2 separate regions of the Mus musculus genome follow, and region 1 is linked to region 2. The links are chromatin contacts, found by POLR2A ChIA-PET in ENCODE. All regions are on one chromosome and are shown on one strand. Each heading gives the region's core, a stretch centred on a gene start or an enhancer-like site at or near the end of the contact. The rest is flanking DNA. Distances are from core to core; before and after follow the strand shown. Region 1 holds the start of Hsd3b7 (hydroxy-delta-5-steroid dehydrogenase, 3 beta- and steroid delta-isomerase 7). Region 2 holds the start of Fus (fused in sarcoma).

The links. ChIA-PET counts read pairs that join two places held with the same protein, here RNA polymerase II (POLR2A).
Region 1: POLR2A ChIA-PET joins it to region 2 with 13 read pairs in embryonic stem cell. The contact joins the promoter of Hsd3b7 here to the promoter of Fus in region 2. POLR2A ChIA-PET finds 5 or more read pairs at or near these places in 3 of 5 experiments (Patski and embryonic stem cell).

Annotation. Positions count from the first base shown.
Region 1 is chr7:127,799,272-127,801,971 of GRCm38, reverse strand. It overlaps Hsd3b7 (hydroxy-delta-5-steroid dehydrogenase, 3 beta- and steroid delta-isomerase 7), which reads right to left and starts at 1,363. Exons shown (of 7, transcript NM_133943.2): 1 at 1,258-1,363; 2 at 726-897; 3 at 356-511; 4 at 30-138. The coding sequence starts at 891. Setd1a (SET domain containing 1A) reads right to left here. Exons shown (of 19, transcript NM_178029.3): 19 at 1,850-2,666. The coding sequence ends at 2,493.
Region 2 is chr7:127,966,128-127,968,827 of GRCm38, reverse strand. It overlaps Fus (fused in sarcoma), which reads right to left and starts at 1,349. Exons shown (of 15, transcript NM_139149.2): 1 at 1,251-1,349. The coding sequence starts at 1,263.

The DNA.
Region 1 (2,700 bases), core at 114-2,613, 170 kb after region 2:
GCTCTAAGATTAAGTGGGGCTGAGCTCACCTGTAGAAGGGGTGGCCCTTGATGTTAGGCCCCACCACTTCCATGCTGCTCGTGTAGACCAGGTACTGAGTGCCAGTCTGCACACAAGCATCAATCACATTCTGTGTGCCTATGGAGGAAAGGGACAGACGCAAGCTGTGTCTTCCCGCCTCTCACTCCTTCTGCCCCCCCCCCCCCCCCAGTGTCCAAGGAGAACCGCATCAGGTCAGGACAGGGTTCGACAGCAGTAAATGGACAAGGTTATCAAAAAGGACAGGCCCTCCCATAAAAATCACTGGTCAGAGGCAGGCCACACACTAGGGGCCAACAGGTAGGTAGCAGCTCACCCTGCACGTTGACTTTGTGGATGGTCTTTGGACTGGCCTTCCCAAACACATCCACCAACCCAGCTGTATGGATGACCACATGTGATCCAGACATGGCTGCTGCCACCTCATGGGCCTGAGTCACATCCCCCTGGATGGCAGTCACCTGCACAGGCCCTGGTGGAGACCCGAGGCAGTGTCAGAGCTGGGGCCTTAGCCAGCTGCTGAGTTTGGCCTGTCCACACCCTGGAAGCCACATGAACCAATGACTCACCCGGCCCCTCTGTCTGGTGGAGAACAAACAGGAATCATCTTTTCCATAAGCTGAGGTATCCCAGTCTGGGAAGGGATGGGGCCTCCCTACCTCCTGCTACTGCCCCACTCCAGTCACCTGCTTTCAGCTCCTCCAGCCAAGAACTCAGGTGCAGGTCAAAGACACGCAGCTCCCGGAGCCTGGGCTCCCGTTCCAGCAGCATCCGAACAATATGTTCCCCCAGGAAGCCGCAGCCACCTGTGACCAGGTATACCAGTGTTGGCACCTGTGCAGAGTCTGCCATGCCCAGCTGTGGGAAGAGAATTTAGCTCACTAGAATTGCCTGGTAGCACCTGCTCCAACCATGTGTTCTTCATAGAAGGGATCATTAGGTGGGAGCAGTGTGGGTGGAGAGGCTGAGTAGCAGGGGTGGGTTGCAGTTTTCTGTGCCTGTAGCACTAAGGCTCCCTGCCCTCTGACCCTAACTGCTGAGTCACTAGAATTGGATGCAGAATGGGAGGGATTGAGGCGGGTGGGGGGAAAAAAAAAAAAAAAAAAAAAGACTAGATTACTAAAGGACAGGCAGAGAAAGCAAGGAGTTGAATAGGGAGGTTGGAAGGGCGCAGGCTAAAAGGCAGGCCAGCTGGGCCTCAGTATCAGCTCTGCCTACCTGTAGTAAGTCCCAGGGCGCACAAACTGGCCACTGGAGGAGGTTGTGTCCTGGACTGGTGGACCAGCTAGATGTACATAGGCTTCCTTCCTTCCGCTCGCTCCTCCCTCCTGACCCATTCCAGGAAGGAGACCAGCCTAGCCTCCACCCCTAGGGGCGGGCAAGGGGGTTTGGAGGGAATTTTCTTGCCAGAGTGCCCCCTGGTGGCCAGTCCACTCTTCAGTGGCAGGCAAAGGACAGAACCTGCCCATTTGGTAGTGTATTTCAGGATAATAGGGTAGGGAAGGGATGCCCCCATCACTGATATGTTTGTCCCTCCTGCTGGGTCTCCCAGTAGGCTGAAGGCCCAGCACCAGCTATGGTTCTGGGAGGGAGAGCAGGGTAAACCTGATCTTGACATAATTCTGGCTAGCATCCATAGTGAGACAGATCTGGCATGTTTGTTGTATCTAGGTGGTTGGTCCAAAGCAGCACTGCGGTCTGCAGGTTGATTCACCCCAAACTCAAAGCCACCCATTCCCCCTCTCTCCTGCTTCACCCACTGTGGCAACTTGCATCCCAGTCTGCTCTTCCCAAAGATACTGACCAAGCATTTTTGTACAATAAAGTTTAATCACAATTATAAAAATGTGGTGTTGGGTTTCACTATTAACATTATGTACAATCCAGCCCAACAAGAAGGGCCTGCCCCCCACCATCCTGGCCCACTGAGCCAGAGCCCTGAGACACCAGGGTGGGAGGGTGACCCACAGGGTCTGGCAGGAACAGATGAGGCAGGGTTCCAGGCACAGAGTTCCCAGGACTAGGGGCCAAAGGCCCCCCCAGGGGGAGAACATGGCCACTGCCCCAGAGACCCCTAAACTGGGGCGGGGTGCACATAGGGCAGAAGGGGAAGTCCCCATTAACATGAAGCAAAGGGCTATGCAGCCCCCAAGAATAGCATCTATACAGGCTGGTACCCCAGGTTTCCACAGGAAACAGCTGCTGGCAGCTACAAAACATTTACAGCTTCTTCTTCGCAAAGAAAAAAAAATTAAGAGGGTGTTTGGGCATGGGGCATAGGGGAGGCAGCAGATGCCTCAAAGGACTGAGGCTCCCTTGTTGGCCTCAGTGCTCCCTATCCCACGTGAAGGTGGGGGCAGTGGGCCCTGCTGAGCCCAATAAGGCTGGGGTGCTGGGAGCTTAGGGCACCAAGGGGGAATAAATAGGGGTGAGGGCACCGGTCCTGCCCCACCTCAGTTGAGGGAGCCACGGCAACTTTCAGTGCCGCACAGACACGGAATCTTGTTGTCTTCTAGTGGGAACTTGTAGTCGTAGGTGATCTCCTCATCCACGCCGATGGGCTGCTTCGAGTAGATGACAATCTTTTTCTGAGACTCAATGGTGATCACCTTCGCATAGCAGTTGGGCTGCAGGAGGTGGGAGTGTAAGCCACAGCCCCAC
Region 2 (2,700 bases), core at 100-2,599:
CCACCAAACCTGGCTCAATCTTTAAAAAAAAAAAAAAAAAAAAAAAAAAACTCAAAATACAGATCATCCCTTAAGTTTAAAAATCCTTTTGACTTGTTGCAGGTCTTTCCAAGGCCTGCAACACACGTCACCACATTTTATATCTTCACAGCAGCTCTGTATACAGGAAAGGTGGTATCACCGGATGTCAAGATTAACTTTGACAGTCAGCGCTATTACACAGTTGAGTTCAAGCCCAAGGAAGCAGCTAGAAGAATGGGACTCTCCAACCCCCAAATGGCATGGTGCTCCCAAGGTTCCCGACGTGTGGCTCCAAATAACTGAGCTCCCGCCTACCATGCGCACCCAAAGCAGACAGCACTTTCAACAATCTGGGAAGCTGTAGCTCAGCAGCTCCCTGCAGGAAACCCAAGCTCTACCCCCGCACTGGGACAAAACTGACAGCGAGAGGGTGTGGCCTCGGAGAGCGACTCCTCTGATTTCCTTCCGGCCTTAGGAAAACTCAACTCTGAAGTGGGAAACTCAGGCCGGGGTCCCTGACTCCGTTGGTCATCCCCTGGCGGTCCTCCCAATCCCACGGACACGCAGGCCAGCCAGGAGCTTCCGCTCCCGCTGCGCGGCCACGGAGGCGGGAAGAGGTGGCCCCGCCCCTTCCCAAGGGACCCAGCGAGCAGGGCGAGGCCAGCACCGGACCACAAGTCTTCCGCCGAGGGTCTCGCGACAAAAAAAAAAAAAAAAAAAAAAAAAAGAAGAAGAAAGAAAGAAAGAAAGAAGAAGAAAGAAAAAAAGAAAAAAGTAAAAAAAACGGACCAACTCCTGGCGGGGGGGAGGGGGGCCGCGGCGAGAAGGGGGAGGGGCCAGAGGAGCGCGTGCGCGCACCAAGTGCCCGGATGCAGCACTGCGACAAAGCGAGGCCGGGAACGGAGGGAGGGGAGGGGGTGGGGCGAAGCTGCGGAGACCCAGAGCTCCCTCACCCCGGTCACCCCACGTCGCCAGGCAGCGTCTCTCTCAACACTCGACTCAAGTGACCGGGCCAGGAGAGAAAACCCACGGTCTCCGCGCCAAAGGCGCCAGGGGAGCCAAACAAAATGGCGACACCGCCCTCCCCTTCCCTCCACCCGCTGCTTCCCGCCAGAGGTGGGGGAGCCCACTCGCCCGCCACCGCAGGCCCAGCCGAAAGCCAAAAGCCTTGCTGCGAGGGAACGAGGCCTCGCAGGGACGCGCCGTCGCCGCCTCGCGCTCCCACATACCGTTTGAAGCCATGTCCGCGCACGCGCGCAGCGCAGGCCGCCAAGCAACAAAGTTCCAGACGACCGCGAAGCGATGCCGCGAGGACTGAGCGGCCCCGCCTCCCGCGCCCGCCTTAAGTACGCCTGCCGCCTACGCGCCACCGGGACGTACCAAGTGGAGAAGCGCGAGGGGGAGGCACGCCCAGGTCCCCACCCTTCCCCGGGGATACGGAGAGCTCAGGAAGACAAGAGGGAAAACGAACTCGCTTTATTCCCAAACACTCGCACGCGCTTTCTCCTTGCGGCCGGTGGCTCTCGTCCGTCGCCCGGGGCTCGCCTTCGACACACCTCTACCCCACTAGAGGCAGAATGGTACGACCCGGCCTCCCGCTAGGGGCGGTGCCAGGGCCCTGCGCCCGAGAGCGGAACTGTGTAGTCAAGGCCTGGAGTCTCCGGGTGTGGGAACCGAAATCCTTCCGACCGGCCCAGCGGCTGGGCCCCACTTTCACTGGGGAAGATGCAGCATACTTTCGCTTGCCCTGGCCTAGCAACTGAGTCGAACGCAGTGTCGCTCTGGTCCTCCACATTCTCTCCTGACAGACAGCACACTGATCAGTCTCGTTTTTCACTTAGGAATGCCTCGGCTTGCTGTTCTTTAGACCTTAACAAGGTTTATAGATTGTGACGTTTAACCTGGAAGAAGATGAGCTTTAGTCTGGACCCTATGGCCCTAAGGCTGGTTCAACAATAACACATATGTATACAACTTAAGAGGCTTCAAACCCACAATTACCCCCCCCCTTTTTTTTTTTAATTTGGCCTCTCAGTACCGCTCAGTTGATCTCGAATCCTTGATCCTATTTGCCTTAGCCCTGTGCATCCTGGAATTACAGTCGTCCTGGTTTTCCCCCATCATCATCTTGTAAAGAAATCTGAGGAATGTAGCTTAATGATAGAGCGATCGTTTAGCCTGTGCATGACCCTGCCTACCTCTCCAGTCCCGGAGCTAGGCAGAGGTGGAGGGGAGATGGATCTTATGAGAGCAGTGAGCGGCTAGACTAAGAATGTGAATGAGGTACGAGGCAGTTCAGGGTCAGACCTTCTGATCTTTAAAGTCTAAGCCTGGGGAACTACAAAATGCTTCTTGGTTACAGGAAATGATTGAAAGCATTTAAAGGCATGAACACTTTTTGTCAGTTCAAGGACAAAACGAAATTCAAGGGGGTTGGAGAGACAGCTGCTCTAGAGAAACCACAGGTTCAATTCCTAGTACCCGAATGTGGGCAAACAACCAACTGTAATTCCAATACCAGGGACTCTGGGATCACAGAGATCAGGTAATTCATTTTGCAATGAGTAGGTTAGGATGGGTCTGAGGGAATGACATTTCTACTGGGAGTTTACCAAGTGGATAAGAACAAAAATGACGGGTTGGAGAGAGGGCTCAGCGATTAAGAGCACTGACTGCTCT